Regions from separate parts of the Homo sapiens genome. Here region 2 is linked to region 1. Evidence: read pairs that join two places in POLR2A ChIA-PET (ENCODE). Cell type or tissue: Panc1. All regions are shown on one strand. Links, peaks and the distances in the headings refer to the core of each region. The heading gives the core; the rest is flanking DNA.

Region 1 (8,314 bases), core at 1,552-6,551:
TAATAATTATTTAATTTCAGAATTCTAAACCATAGTGCAAAGGATTTTAGCTATCAAATTTCTCTGAGTTTCATGTGCTTTTACTGTATAATGGGGATAATGAACACTTCACAAGATTGTTGGAAAAATTAGATGAGATAATACATGGCAGATTATGGTACAACATATGGCACTCTGTAAATTTATTTTTAAAAATTTTGGCTTGATCTCCCAATTATAAACTAACAAAGTCTTGTGTTTCTTAGTTTCAATAATTCATATTCAGATTTCCCCTGTGGTAATGGAAAATTCCTGGCAGTGAACTTCTCAAGTGGTTAAAGTCTAAAGTCACTTGACCTTTAGCCTCTGGCTTTAAAAATCCCTCAAGAGATACGTTAAATGGCCCAGAAATACATTGCCTGTCATGTCTTATTGCTTAATTAATGGCCAGCTAAGATGGCCTGTATGGACTGCCCTGAAGTAATTGTGAACTGATCTTCTACTCAAGGAAATGAATTGACTAAACAACAGCAGCACTGTCACAGAGCATTTACCGTATTTAAATTTCCACAGCCCTTAGAAGAGACAGAACATACAAGGGCTGGTTAACTGAGCATACAAACACCAGCTAAGCAGATACAAACTGTTGCTCACTGTACCAGACAGGGAATTGTATGGTTCTGGTTTCTGAAAACTGTGTTGAGAATCAAACAAAAAGCTACCAAGTAAGCATTTTCATTTTAGTCCTATTTGTAATAAAATTGGAAGTTACTGAATTCTTTTAATAATAATAATAAAATTGTGGTTTGAAATTGCTCCATTTGAAGATTAATGGCACTCTGGAGAATGGGAAGCAAACTTGGAGTGAAAGTTCACTGATTTAAAATGAACGGTAGAAAGTATATTCCAAAATAAAGGAAAAACTCATTATATTTTAAATTATTTTTCTTTCAAGATAGAGAGTAATATGAATGACTTATTAATAAAATACTGCCAAATATAATTCTGAGTCTTTTGTGACCAATATGACGTGCTTATAATTAAATATGAATGTTGATCTTCTCAGTGCTTATCATTCCCAGAAAAAAAAAACTTTAACAGAATTTTTTTTCTTATATGGTAAACCTCTTTGCTCTACTCCTTTACTGCTTTTATTTGCACTACTCTTTGGCCTTTCCCCACATCCCAAACAACCCCAACCAACTCCCACCCCAATTCATTGTTTCACTTCAGCAGGATGAATGTGCAGTGTCACAAGGGTCTGAAGAATGAAAACAAGTAAAGGATAAACCATTTACACAGCTGTGGACAAGAGAAAGAAGATACTGTTCTTGCTGTTGATGGTTCTATAATCCTTCAGCTAGTTCTGCTAGTTCTTCCAACCCTGACAGTTCAGTAAGTAAATATGAAATTCTGGTCTTCGGAGTGTCCAAGAATGAATTTAAGGATGGTAGTTCAGACTTCACTCCCTTTCAGGTGTATGAAGTGGTGAGGGGAGAGTATGAAGGCAGGGAGACCAGTAAGGAGGCTTTGATGGATAACAGAGTGTTAGGTGGTTTGGACCTTAGTGAGGGTTGCTGGTCCAATGAACAGGAAAATGTCGTGCTGAGAGACGCTCTGTGGCAAGGATTTGCAGAGCTGGTTGATGGATTATATAAAGCTCCTAAGCAAGGGCAGTATAGTTTTCTCCTGTCTACAGCTGTGTGCATGTCCTATCTTCACTCCACTTTCTTCCTCAGTATGTTAGAATATCATGTATTTATTAATCAAAATGAAAAGACAAATGGGGAGCAGGGGTAGCCTTTTATATTTTTTTCCATGGTTCAAAGCATTAAAATGATTGAATGATACAGTGTCTTCCCTTCTGTATTTTAGTAACAGAAAATAGGTCAAGTTTGGGCACATTTTCAGCAATAAAAAAGGTAGAGTCCCTAATCTACTTATCTCTGAATAAATCAAATCACTAGTATTTACAGATTCATTACAATAATCTCAAAAGTAACATTTTCTATATGGCCACAAAGCTATGCAATTTGTAACATAAAAAATCCAAGCCCCTTAAAGAGGAAAATAGTATCCAAATGAATCCCTCCATCTAAAGGCAGCCAACTTCTAATCTGGGCTCTGGGGAAGGAAGGGTGGAAAAAAGGAGACAGAAATAATTGGCAAGTAAAAATGTAAGAAAAGATCAATAAAGAAGAGAAAGGTAGAAGACAGGACAAGGGTAAACAAGCAAATATAGTTTATAGTTATTCAGATATAGGAAAATTGAGTCAAAGCTGTCAGGACTATGAAGAGGTTCCATGCTGCAGCTTATAAATCAAAATGCTATGCTTTAAAATAAGATGATTTTTTGAAATTATTAAACTAATTCTTAACTTCATCTTTATAAAATGACATTTTCCCCATTTTTTCATGTTGATATCTCCCATTTTGAAAACACCAAATGTATACATGAGAATAAATGGACCTGACATAATGTGACCTAGAATATTACAGCATTGGAGCAGTTATTCGGAGGCAACTGCATAATACGTTTATTTTGGATACCACACATCACTAGGGTGAGTATTTGTTTTATAGTCTTGGCTTCTCAGCCTGACTCTTATCCAAGTTGCCAAGTGTAACATCATCCAATTTGTAACTCAATGTTTCATCAACAGTGTTCATGTTTTGTAGACATACAGAAAATAGAAACCCTTGAAACTAAAAAGTGTCAGGATTAATAGGGCTGACATGAGATTCAGCACTAAATAAATGGCCAAGTTCCCATGAAAACAACCACTGTGTCCTGTGTTAATTCTGTTTTTAGTTAACTTTGTCTTCCTGCCTAAAAACATGTAGGTTTTGTATCATTCTTAAGTTGCTGTAACATTGAGATGTGAAATTTGGAGGATTCGAAATAAATGCAGCTAAATGGAACTTTTGGATGAAGAATCCCTGGTTTGTTCAGATCTGTTAAAGTAATAGGGGAAAGCACAAAAGGATCAAGAAAAGGAAGGCCCCAATCTTTGTTCGATGACTGATAAAACAGCATTACTTGGGTGAAAATTGGCCTGACCTTCACCTACAGGATGCTTCCGCTGCCTCAGTGATTCTTGCTTCGCTCTGATTAGGTAAAGATTGCCCCTTTCCCTGCAAGGAAAAGTCAAAGAACAAAAAGAGGAAAAAAAATCTTGACTTAACTATAAAAGGTTTATTTTTTTAATCACAGTTGGGCTCATCCAAGCCAGTTTCTAATCTTATTTTTCAGGCTTAAAAAAAAAAATGCCCTGCCTTTTAAAAGAAATTCTTTGGATCATTTTCTTTACAACCTCTAGTCTAGATCTCAACTCACATTTCTTGGATGTATTTTTTTTTTAAATCTTCCTCACTTGAAATGATAGCTTTTTTATTTCTTTTAGACTCTCCTCTAAAGCTCTGCTGGGAGAGGACGGCCGGAGAAAGACACAAGTCTCCCTCAGCTGGCTGGAACAGTAAGTAGAATGCAGTTGGCAGAGTCCTGCCAATGTTCCAAGGAAACTTGAAGCAGTTTCCCACCCCCATCCCCACCCCTCAGCAGTTGCCCATGGAAGACAGAGCTCCATGGAACCATGGTATTAAGTTTCAGACTCTGCCTGTTCATATAGACCAGAGCTTTTCTGTGACATTACTGTCAAGCAGCCCCCTGTGTGACTAATATTTTTAACAGCGTGATATTTAAAATTTGACAAGGATATAATAATTCATTCTTCAGATAGTCAACATACTACGAGAGTAAGTCATGTCTTCAAAGTATCTTTCAAAGGGGCTATTAAAAGTAGGTTAAATTTTTTCCCCCTACAGCATGCAATTTCATTTTGGCTCCACAACTTCAACCACATAAAATTAAATTTTGACTTGAGAGTGACCTGCTGAAAATTAGATGGAAAAATAAGGGGATAGATTTAAGATACTGATTCAAAGAAAACTAGCATGTCTGTCTGCAACTTAACATGCAGCACACTAAGCTCTCTGAGAATCTTATGTTTCTGGTAGCTAGTATTTTCCTCTTAGGATTCAGATTGTATTTTTAATGAAAATGTTGTAGAACTTAATGGACTGTAATCTCTTGTTGTGATATATAGATGTAAGGCAACACAGGAAAGAATTATCCATGTACATTTTTTGTCACAATTCTCCTCTCCTTGTGACCTTATGATACAGCCATCCAGAGCAACTAGACATTCTCTAAAATGAACTATGTTCTTTAAAACTCCTATGAAAAATGAAGCCAATAAACTTCTGTGATTTTTAAAGTGCTTATCTCAAAAGAACATCTCTCCTTTGACATTCCTTTCCCCAACCATTAACATTTATTCTAAATAGTTATAAAAATGTGATATTGAAGACTAATTTTAGAGGGGTATAAGGCAATAGAAATTAATGTGATTATCCTAATAACAGCAGAATGTGAGCATTTAGAGAAGGCTTAGAGATACTTACTGCAGAGCTGAGTAAGTGATGTATTATGATATATATACATCATATATATATCATATATATATAATCTACTGAGTATTATATATTCTACATATTCTATGATATATTCTACTGAGATCAATGCAAATCACAAAAATGTCGTGTGATATTGCACAAACAGATATTTGGTATCTTTCATTTTGTCCTATTTTAATTACTAAATTTATTTTCCTTTAAAAGCTCCTATATTATATATACACACACATACACATTATACACACACACACACATATATATATATACACATACACACACCAGTCATGATAGGCTAGGTTGTGCCGTGGTAATAAGCAACCCTAAAATCTCAATGATTTAACACAAAAAAAGTTAAATTTTCAATCAGGCAAGTCTACTGCAGTCTCCTCAGTCACTCTTTATAGCAGCTGTACTCCATGTGTTCACGCTGCATTCCAGCTTGCTTTCCTCTTTCAACACACATGCTTCCATGGTCACCTCTGCAGAAGAAGAACAAGAAGAGAGTTCACGTAATTAAAGGCTTCACATAGCCCTTATGCTCAAATTTCATTGGCCCAAACTTGCCACATGGTTAAAACCCAACATCAATGTGGCAGAAAAGTGCAGTTTTCCCATGGACCTCACAGAAGATAAGGTCAAGAGATTGGTAATCAGCAGTAATGCCTATCAATGAATGAAGACAGAATTTTACAATCAAATTAGTTTCATTTATTCTTTCACCTCCAATCATGCTCCTATTTACTAGGGGCCATATCATTATTGTTAAGAGCAAAATATATTAAAAAGCCAACTCTACTGGAGTTCATCCACACATACTGATTGCTATGGTGTGAATGTCCCTGCCAAAGCTCATGTTGAAATTTAATTGCCATTTTAGTGGTACTAAGGGGTGGGCCCTTTAAAAGGTGATTAGGTCATGTGGACTCCACCCTCATACATTAATTAGTGCTATTGTTGCTGGAGTGGGTTCTTAATAAAAAGATTTTGTCCACCATTTTCTTTCTTGCTTGCTCACTCATCATGTGATGTTTTCCACGGTGGGATACTCCTTGCCAGAGGCCTGCAGCATGATCTAAGACTTCCCAGCCACCAGAAAAATGAACCTGTGATTTTTAAACTATTCAGTCTGTGATATTCTGTTATGGCAACAGAAAACGAACAAACACACTAATTTATATTGCTGTTATATAAACAAAGAATATCATTCTTCAAGGTGTCAAATGTTTTTAGAAACCATATATATCTGTTTAATGTAACCTTTCACAAAGCATCCAAAGTATTAGGAAAAAGGAGCCCATGTAACAAGAATACGCTACAAAATTACTCACAAATAAGAATAGCCTAAGTGAAACATGGGCTAAATTGCTTTCAAAACAGGTTAATATTTTTCTTTTCTATTCTTTTATGGTGGAAATATGTACACTATACCTGCCAATTTTAACTGCTTGGCAATTTTCCCAAGAATTTACTCATGCCACGTATTTAATGACAAATGTATCGGCATCATCTAAGATGAGAATTGAGATGCTCAAAACTGCAGTCAGTATCTCCTATTGCTTTATACTCCATCAAAGATGATGCAAGCTGACTTCAAAGGCAGCTCAGTACTTGCATCAACTCTGCAGGGATGTTGAGTAAAATGAGAAATGAAAAAAAAGGAACACCATTATGTTTTGAATTTCAAGACCTAAATCATTATTTCCTAGCTGTGCATGAGGTTACGTAGACAGAAAGTAAAATGACAACTGGTCATGTCATTGGGATGATGATATAGGAGGATCAGGAAGCTTAAGAAGAGGAATATTTTTTAAGTCACATTAAAAAATCTCTCTCCCCTGGTGTTCAGATATTCCTAGGACATTTTTCAGTGATGGAGTGACACTCGGGTACCCCCATAATGCCCAGGTGCCTGCTGGGGATTGACCTGCTTCAGAACTCTCTTCTCAGGAGCAATAATGTGCTACCCCTGAAGATAATTAAATGTGAGATATCCAAATAGTCACTTACATCTGCTGTTGGGCCTCAATTTCCCACTTGGCACTGTATTGACAGTGTGAACTTTAATGGCTTGAAACAAATTCATATGACATTCCTTTTTTTAAAAAAAAATCTCCTTTTAAAGTGCCTAAGTAATTAGTTATAATCAATTTCTAATACAATACTCATATGGAAATATTTGTGTGTGTGTGTGTGTGTGACAGAGAGAGAGTGTGTGTGTGTGTGTTTTTAGTGACAAAATGCAAAAATAATTTATTGTACTAATTCTGGGTACATACTGAAACAAGAAAGAATTCATATTTACTTGAAAAACAAGAATGCCTCTGGATTTAGTTAAGTATCTTAGTATAGTAATATGTGATTTATAACGTTCCTGAAAGTGTTTTTACAGCATTACTTTTGAAAAATAAATGAGGAAATTCTCAGCTAAGGCTGTACTTAAATTATGGTGTGGTGATACAGCATAAAGCACTAGAAATTCACAAAGGCAAAATGAAACTGGCAGGCCTTAACTCATTGTGCTTCTCATCGTATTGGAAAAGAATCATTCTTTGCTATGAGAATTTGGCCACTCTTTTTGAATTAAAATTTCACCTTAGGTGAACTTTAAAAATTCATTATATAATGGCCTTTTATTTACTCTACAATTATGCAAACATACATGAACACATATGTTCATACACCCCATATAATCAGATGTATGGGGTAAACAGACACCACCATATCAATAGGTTATCATTTTAATGAGGCATTACAAGAAATCTTGATACTACTTCTCGGTCTCATGAAACGTTAATGATTACACCACTGTTATATTTCCATTCATCTGGAGCTGTTTCTGCCATTTACTTTAATTCCTCATTAAAGTATTTAGTGTTTTCTTCATTGATATTGCTGAGAAACCCACCCCCTTTTTTTTCACTATAGTTACTGAGCTGTATCTTTTGTTGCTTACATATATTTACTTTTAGGACTATGACATACTCTTCAGATCAGTGGTTTCCAAGGCAGAATATATGCAACTTAGCAACTGTTCAAGTCAATTCTGTTAGTTTGTGCTTCATAAATATATGGTATATTACATATAAAATATATGTTTTTAATTTTTTAAAAATAGATATTTTGGTAATGTATACTTAAATGTTTATAATGGAAAGGATGCACAAATGAAAATACTTACAAATCACTAGCCCAGATATATGCAAAGCTTGATATATTTGTTATACTTTTTTAAATAGCCAAATACAAGATCTAGTTTAATATTATTACAGAATAGGTATATTTAGTTTGTCAGTGGGAAAAATATTGGCATCAAATATTAACACTTTTGTCAGGGGTTCAGCATAACATCACTAAGAAACTAAAACTATTCTAATGGACACGCTTCTCAGATGCCCTATTTTTTTTTAATGCAGTATTTTATTTCTTTTTTTCTCTCCAGTTTTTTTTTTCTAATTTTACTTTAAGTTCTGGGATACAGGTGCTAAACGTACTAGTTTGTTACATTGTTACATAGGTATATATATGCCATAGTGGTTTGCTGCACCTGTCCATCTGTCATCTAGGTTTTAAGCCCCACATGCATTAGGTATTTGTCCTAACACTCTCCCTCCCCTTTCCCCCTACCTCCCCTACAGGCCCTGCTGTGTGATGTTCCCCTCCCTGTGTCCATGTGTTCTCATTGTTCAACTCCTACTTATGAGTGAGAACCCGAGTTGTTTGGTTTTTTGTACAAAGTACTTTATCTCTGAAATTAGATGAAAGCTTTGCTATAGAAAACTGGCTTTACATATATGGCTGTTAACTAATAATTTTACATTCAAATACATCTAAATATGACTAATAACTTTCTGATTGAATA
Region 2 (8,314 bases), core at 2,134-7,133, 140 kb before region 1:
AAAGGAGTTAGAGGAAGGATTGACATCACCATGCAAACAGTCCCATCACTCAGCCCCTTGATTCCTTTCCTTTCACGGAGGAAATGTAGTTTCTGTTCCTGTACACAATCTATTAGCCTCTAGATGCCTGTTAAACTCTCAGAAGAGGGAAAGCATAAACTCTTACCTAGGAGCCCTCTGACCTCTCCATTTATAGTGAGTGAGCTTTCATGTGGAGTTAAGGTAGCTGTGCACAACAGGAAAAGGCAGGAGGTTTTGTCTGAGCACTTGAGCAGCCAGATCCATGATCAAGCAACATGATTAGGAAGACTATACAGTTGATCATTCCAACTGGAATGTTTTTGTCTGAGACAACTGCTGCATTGAACTGAGCACTGGGTCCTCCTGGCAAACTAAAGACAGCCACAGAGTAGACATTCGTTATTCACTGAATGAAGGAATAAATGAGTAAGACTGTAGCCCATCATATGCTTGTCATCTAAGGGATGACAAAGGTCAAGAAGTCATTCTGGGTTAATTTAGATAGCCATCCAAGGGATAGAAGTTGTGAAGTGGTGGGTTTTATGTTTTATGGTTTTTTTGTTTGTTTGTTTGAGACAAGGTCTCACTCAGTCATCCAGGATGGAGTGCAGTGGAGTGATCTTGGCTCACTGCAACATCTGCCTCCCCAGCTCAAGTGATCCTCCCACCTCAGACTCCTGAGTAGCTGGGACCACAGGCGAGCACCACTATGCCTGGCTAATCTTTTGCCATTTTTGTAGAATGGAGTTTTGGCATGTTGCCCAGCCTGGACTCGAACTCCTGGGCTCAAGCAGTCCACCTGCCTCGGCCTCCCACAGTGCTGGGATTATAGGCTTGAGCCACTGGCTTATCTGAAGTGGTGGGTTTTACCTCTTCATTAGGGCTGGCCTTGAGACTCTGAGGAAAAGGATCTGCAATCACCTAAGCTATCATCCAGCAGCATAGGCTATCTTGGAATGTAGTCATTGGAAATAGTCTCTGGCCAGGCTTGGTGGGTCACGCTGTAGTCCCACCACTTGGGGAGGCCAACGCAGAATGATAGGTTAAAGCCAGGAGTTCAAGACCAGCCTGGGCAACAAAGTGAGACCCTGTCGCTACAAAAAATAAAATAAAATAAATAGGCCAGGTATGGTGGCACCTGCCTGACTAGCTATTCTGGACACTGAGGTGGGTGGATTGCTTGAGGCCAGGAGTTCGGGCTGCAGTGAGCTATGATCATGCCACTATACTGATAGAGTGCAGTGACAGAGTGAGACATTGTCTCTAAAACAATAAATAAATAAATAAAATAGAAATAAAGTAAAACAAAATAATTAAAATTAAAACATTCTCAAAGTTTAAATATTACTTTTATTTTTAAATAAACATTTACTTCAAATTTTTTTTTAATAGAAGAGGGTAAGACTAAAAAAGTGCTATAGAAAAACAGGCTTTGGAATAGGAATCTAAAGCTCCAAGACTAACTCTGTTCTGTCAGTTCACTCTGAAATATTGGAAAGCTACTTGCATTTCTATAACATCTTTTTTTTCTTTTCTTTTTCTTTTTTTTTCTTTTTTGAGACAGAGTCTTGCTGTCGCCCAGCCTGGAATGCAGTGGTGTGATTATAGCTCACTGCAGCCTCGAACTCCTGGCCTCAAGTGATCCTCTCCTTAGCTGCCAGGGTAGCTGGGACTACAGTTGAGAGCCACCATGCCCAGCTATTTAAAAAAAATTTTTTTTGTAGAGATGAAATCTTGCTATGTTACCCAACTTGGTCTCAAACTCCTGGCCTCAAGTGATCCTCCTGCCTTGGCTTCCTAAAATGCTGGGATTACAGGTGTGAGCCACCTGACCTGGTTGCTACAATATCTTATCTGTAAAATTAACAAAAGGAGGCATCTACCAATCTCTGACTTTCTCAGACCTACCTATCTGTCTAACAGGGTTATTTAAAGAAAGAGTGACACATTCTAGTTCAAAAATCTTTTCCCAAAACAAAGCAGTGATGGATATAATATTTTAAAAGAGGGAGGAAAAGAAAATTTTAAAGACATAGTGGGCTTGAATAAAGGCAAACATTTTCTCAGACAAGAAACGGATCATCGTGTTTGACTTAAGCCTCAAACAGGGCTTGCTGGGCTCAGGGTCCAGCAGGAGGAAGCAGTGGTCAGGCAATTGTTCCCTATGGAACAAAAGAAGCAAAAGTGCTCACCTTTCACAGGCGTCTGGAATCAAACTCACTGTGTGTGGCCAAGAACTCAGCACAGCCCTTTTGGTTTTAAAGAAGGCTGAAAATTTCTCCTACCAACTATCACTTATTGTCTAGGGTTTTCGTTTAGGGGAAGCAGTAGGCCTAAAGATGCAGAGGAAACAGGCAGAGCCTCCCATCTGGAGCTGAAGCAAATTGCTTGTTGAATCAGAGGCTGGATCTGCAAACCCTTAATGTCATTGTGCACTCTGAGTGGCCTTTAAAAACCTGGTTCTAGATTGGGGGCCCAGTGGGCTGAGTAGTGTAAAACTTACAAGCGCAAAACTTACAAGCAAGTGTAAAACTTACAAGGGCAGGGAAGGGTAGGCAAAAATGAGAATTAATGGAAAGAAACAAATATAAAATCTTTCCAAATTAAAATTTATCTGTCTGCATGACTAGGTATGAAATATACATAAATAAATTAATTAAATTAATCTGCAACTATAAATTCCAAAGCACACACAAAATATCAAATGCTAAGAAGGACAAATCAAGATAAACTTTTAGAAGAAAAATTTATTTCAGATAAGTTCAGATCCTGTAGAATAGTCTGATAAAAACTTTAAATATGCTACTGATTTCAAAAGAAATGTAAAAATGTATTGCTTTCTTTAAAAAGAAAGACAATTTATAAAACAAAAAAGCTCAGAAAGAATACAAAAAATGAAGATGAGAAAAAATAAGTGTAAAGTCTTGAAAATAAAAAGTATAATCATTAAAATGAAAAATAATATATGGGATCAATGTAAGACTGGATATGCTCAGAAAGAAAATGAGTCAATTGGAATATGGTACCATAAGATATATTTTATATATATAAAATATGTATAATATATTAAATACATACTATATATTATATATAAAATATATATTTTATATATATATATATTTTTTGTTTTGTTTTGTTTTGTTTTTTGAGATGGAGTCAGAGTCTTGCTCTGTCACCCAGGCTGGAGTGCAGTGGCATGATCTTGGCTCACTGCAACCTCCGTCTCCTGGTTTCAAGCGATTCTCCTGCCTCAGCCTCCTGAGTAGCTGGGATTACAGGTGCGTGCCACCACGCCTGGCTAATTTTTGTATTTTTAGTAGACACGGGGTTTCACCATGTTGATCAACTTGGTCTCGAACTCCTGACCTTGTGATCCACCCGCCTCGGCCTCCCAAAGTGCTGGAATTACAGGCGTGAGCCACTGTGCCCAGCCATCATTATATATTAAAGATATGAAGATGTGAAGACCAGTTAAGAAACATCACAGATTAAATTGAAATGCTCTGATATTGATTTAATAAGAGCACCAGAAGAACAGACTGGAAGGAATGGCAGAAAAATCCATATTTGGAGAGGTAATTATTGACAACATTTCAGAATTAAAATTATGCTTCAAATATGAGCAGAATTAAAAAATAATAAATAATTATTATTTGGATTCATTACAGTTGTACCTCAGATCATCAACTATAAACATATCATTTAAAAAACAACCAGGTGAAAAAATATATGTTGCCTACAAAGGAATGACATTTAAACTAACAGCAACAATTTTTTGCCAGAATTACTTGGTATCAATTTATGCCAGAAGTTAGTAAAATTGTGTCTTAAATAATAGAAGAAAAAAATCTGTCAAAATAGAATTTTATTCTCAGCCACATTTTCCTTTAAAAGCAAAGAAAAACTGATGTTTTCAAACTTATAAAAATATATAAAGAAGCTCATCTGAAACTGCCTTTGCAAAGTTATGACAGTAAGAGAAATCTGACATAGTTGACTCCATCTTGTTTCTGACCTCCAATCTGTCCTTACTCTTTCCTGGGTATATGCCAAGCAAACTTTAGGAGGAATTTAGATTATAGTTTAACCTTAAAGCAAAGATGATAATAGCCCTTCCTCAAACTAAATGACCTTTGTAAACCTAATGAAAAGCCACAAGGTTAGGATTACGAGAAGGGCCAGAATTCTGATAACATCGGCATAGTTTCTATAATCCCTTATTCCTCAGGGGTCATGTGGCCAGAGGTTGCAAGATTTGTGACTTTCCTGATTGCTCTTATAGATAACATCACTATGTAAAACCTAAGAAATTTTTTTAAGATATCTTTCAGATTGACCCCAGCTGGACTCATGACCCATGGCTCAACTGATCCTGTGGCCCGCCTAGAGGCTGACTCAGTGCATGAGGGCCATTTCCCATACCCCTATGATTTCATCCCCAACCAATCAGCAGCACCCATTCCCTAGCCCCTGCCCAACAAATTGTTTATGAAAACCTTAACCTCCAAGCCTTCAGGGAGACAGATTTGAGTGATAACTCCAGTTTTCTTGCATGGGCTGGCCTCGTGCCAATTAAACTCTTTCTCTACTACAGTGCTGAGGTCTCAGTGAACTGATTTTGTCTGCAGCAGGTAAGAAGACCCTGTCAAGTGATTACAGGCTGCCACTCAAAGGATTATTAAAAAATGTATTTCTGAAAAAATAAAAGTAAGCACAGATAAAAAGTATTAAACATGAGATTATGGTATATATTATCATTGATAAAATATGCCTCAAGCTTATTAGGTATTAACTTCTAAAACTAACTTTAATGCTTTGTTTGTTTGATTAAAAGAAAGTGAAACTGGAATTATGCACAACAATAATATATGATGGGGAGGTAGGTAAAAGTTGCTTAGTGGGAATTGTTAAGGCACACTAAATGTCTTCTTATGGTTGGAAGAATAGAAAAATATTGAATATAGATCTGTATGTATTTTAAAATCTAAAAGTAAGGAAGTGGGCGGATCACAAAGTCAGGAGATTGAAACCATCCTGGCTAACATGGTGAAACCCCGTCTCTACTAAAAATACAAAACATTAGCTGGGCATGGTGGCAGTTGCCTGTAGTCCCAGCTACTAGGGAGGCTGAGGCAGGAGAATGGCATGAACCCGGGAAGTGGAGCTTGCAGTGAGCCGAGATCCTGCCACTGCACTCCACCCTGGGTGACAGAGCGAGACTCCATCTCAAAAAAAAAAAAAAAAAAAAATCTATAGTTTCCAAATCTATATACAGAAGGAAATATATATTATATATTTATATATGTTGAATACTATATATTATATGTATATGTAAAGTAAATAACAAGATACAGTAACAAAATAAAATGGCAGGAATAACTCCAATTCTGTCAGTAAACAAGCTAAAGTTAAATGGGTAAAAACAACCTATTAAAAAGATTATCAATATGTAAAAAATAATAATAAAATCCACTATGCTGTGCTCATCAGAAATACTAAAGCAAAAATATACAGAAAGGCTGAGAATAAACTGATGGAAAAAGAATTATTAACTAAAAATACTACGGCAATATTATTATAAAATAGAATTTAAGTGAAAGGGCATTAAGAGAAAAATTACATTATAATAAAAAGAAAAAACATAATCACAAATTCGTATGCAGTTAATAACATAGCTTCAAAATATAAAGCAATAACTGACAGAGGTACAAAAAGAAATAGATTAATACATTTATAGTGAATTATTTTTACACATCTTAGCAGAAACTGGGAGATCAAGAAAATTAGCAAGGATAAGGGGGCTGAGAAAAGGGGTTGCCAATATGGGCTGTTGTATTAATGCCTTCAGTGGTCTTCCTGCTTCCTTCTTGACCACCCTGTGGCAATATTACATCATTTTAACTGACCGTTTCTGAATGTGTTATGCTATCCAAGAGTTAAAGTGTTCCTCACTGTTCTACTTTTTCTTTCAAAATATTCTTAGGAATTAGAGTTTCTCTTTCAGCTTTAAAATTTGCCCTTCAATTTTCAAAAATTAAATTTCTTATTATAAACTTTGAGAAATGCATTACATTTATAGAATTAATTTGTAAAGAATTGACATTTTCTACAACATTTAATATTTTTATTCAAAAAAAAAGTGTATCCTCAATTTTTCATCCCCTTTAATGCCCTCTGCAAAGTTGTATAATTGCCTTCATGTCATTATTGTGTTGTTTAGAAAAGCATTAGATGTAAAAATTGCTAGTAGTTAAAAATATGATATGTCAATTTCATCTACTTTGACTAATTATTCTCTAAGTTAAAGTTCATCCAGCTTTTTCAGTTAGATGTGAAATTATCTTATCTCCCTGACCATCAGTCTTTCATTCATCGTCATTAATTCAATAATTCAAGAAATACTGATTTTGGACCAAATTCACACTTGGAGCCCTGAGATGCAAAGAAAAATAAAATGTAGTTTCAATCCCCAAAAGGCTTATAAATCTAAAATAGAGTAAGTAGAAAGAAGAAATAAATAAACTCAAAAAGTAAGAAAATATAAGAAAAATATAATCAAGAAAGAAGGAAGAAGGAAAAAAAAAGAAACCACAGATTGCATGTTGTGGACCCAAAAGTAACTCCTATATTCTTTTCACATCTGCATCAATGCGACATAATTTATAATTCATTAAGAGCTATATAAATAAATTTAAATATAAAAATAATTCTATTAGCAAATGCATACCTAAAAATACTGTGACGAACAAGGAAAGAACAAATTCTGAGCATCATTTTTAAACTAAAGATGTTATCATGTCTTAGATATTTTTTTACGTACTTGAATTGTTTGAGTTTAATATAGTTAATTATTGATTGCTTTGTGGTCAATTCACTGGCTTACCTTTTAATATTTAAATATCTAGCAGGCATCTGATTTATTGAAAGGCTTATAATCCACCCCAAAATGAAACTATTTGTTGACATTTTAAAATGATTTATTGGTAAAATGCTGCCAAGGACTTTTAAAATCAAATCCTGCAAAGAGCAGCTTGAAGTAGGTGAACAAAAATAATTTACATTACTCAAAAAGACATTTTTCATTTAATACCTAGGGTAAACTAATTGAAAATCTAAAATTATGCTGCTTTCCTGTAGAGTACAAAAAGGGATTATAACATGAAAAAAAACCTTTAAATCTGAGTATGCCATACCTTTCTGACTCGCACTTCCACTGTCATCCCTTCCTATCAGGTAATATTTAGGTCTGTGTTAATGGATGAGGGTCCATTGATCTCAGTTGGAAAATATGAGTCACTCTTGCTGATCACTGTGTGCTATTGCCAAAATTGCCTTCCTTGCTAGCAAAGTATGATTCTATTGAAGTCTGTCCCAAATAATCATCTGTATAAAGAATGATATGTGGTTTTAAACTTGAAGCTTATTTTCTAACCAGCTGAACTATTTTATTTAACTTTTACTTAAGAGCAGTGTGCTACATGCTGTGACTTCTTTTTCATGAAAAAAATATATAATTTTTTTTAAATGGAATATAGTGATGGTTTATTTGGTCAGATTCTGGCTGTTCATCACAGGAACAGCAATTTGTGCCCAAGATTCACCACTAGATTCAAAAAATCTATATTAATAAGGTCCTTTTGACATGTTTTAGATGAGAGGTTAAGTCATAATAATAATTCACTCCTTCACTTAATAACACTGAATTGAACAAGTAGGAGATGAGACTATGCCACCCCAAAATATGACCTGTAGTAGACCAGAATATGTTCACCCCAAAATGTGTCTCTTTGGATTAAGAATTATTTTGAACTGGCTATTTTGAGAAACTACAAACATGGGAGAAGCTCTGAAAACAGTAAAAATTACCCTTTTATAAGGGAAATGTACATCTATAAAGGAAATCTCTATTTGTATGGGTGTCTCCCTCTGTGTAGCAGGAAGAGAAGAAACAGTAACTCACTGGAGACTCTCATCAATGGAGAGCACTGACATAATACTGTTGAACAAAACTCACTCTTGTTCACTGCGCTTTTCCTGGGCATCTCCTCTTAACTGACCTCCTTCAGCACCCTTCTTTGTTTGTTTCAGCAAATAATGGTATTTAAGCCTGAACTCAAAGCCACCTCTTGAAGATTTACCTGTTTTTCTTTGGGTAACTCCCATTTATATGTTAGAGCGAGAGAATCCTCTCTCTCCTCTGTTGAGATTTAATATTTGAGGCTGGCTATAATGCCTCACACCTGTAATCCCAGCACTTTGGGAGGCTGAAGCAGAAGGATTGCTAGAGCCCAGG

Evidence for each region. Peaks named below come from ENCODE experiments on the same cell type or tissue, not always from the same donor. Only the 100,000 strongest peaks of a DNase experiment are listed, where the experiment ranks them.
Region 2: POLR2A ChIA-PET joins it to region 1 with 10 read pairs; 3 of 35 experiments call an interaction of 5 or more read pairs at or near these places.

The regions. Positions count from the first base shown.
Region 1 is chr3:147,753,257-147,761,570 of GRCh38, reverse strand. LOC102724145 (a long non-coding RNA gene) reads left to right here and starts at 2,810. Exons shown (of 3, transcript XR_427423.3): 1 at 2,810-3,095; 2 at 3,384-3,455. In Panc1, for the core only: no CTCF peak of the experiment used is centred there; no DNase peak of the experiment used is centred there.
Region 2 is chr3:147,897,111-147,905,424 of GRCh38, reverse strand. No RefSeq gene overlaps it. Among named protein-coding and RNA genes, the nearest start is that of LINC02032, 180 kb to the left of the region's middle. In Panc1, for the core only: no CTCF peak of the experiment used is centred there; no DNase peak of the experiment used is centred there.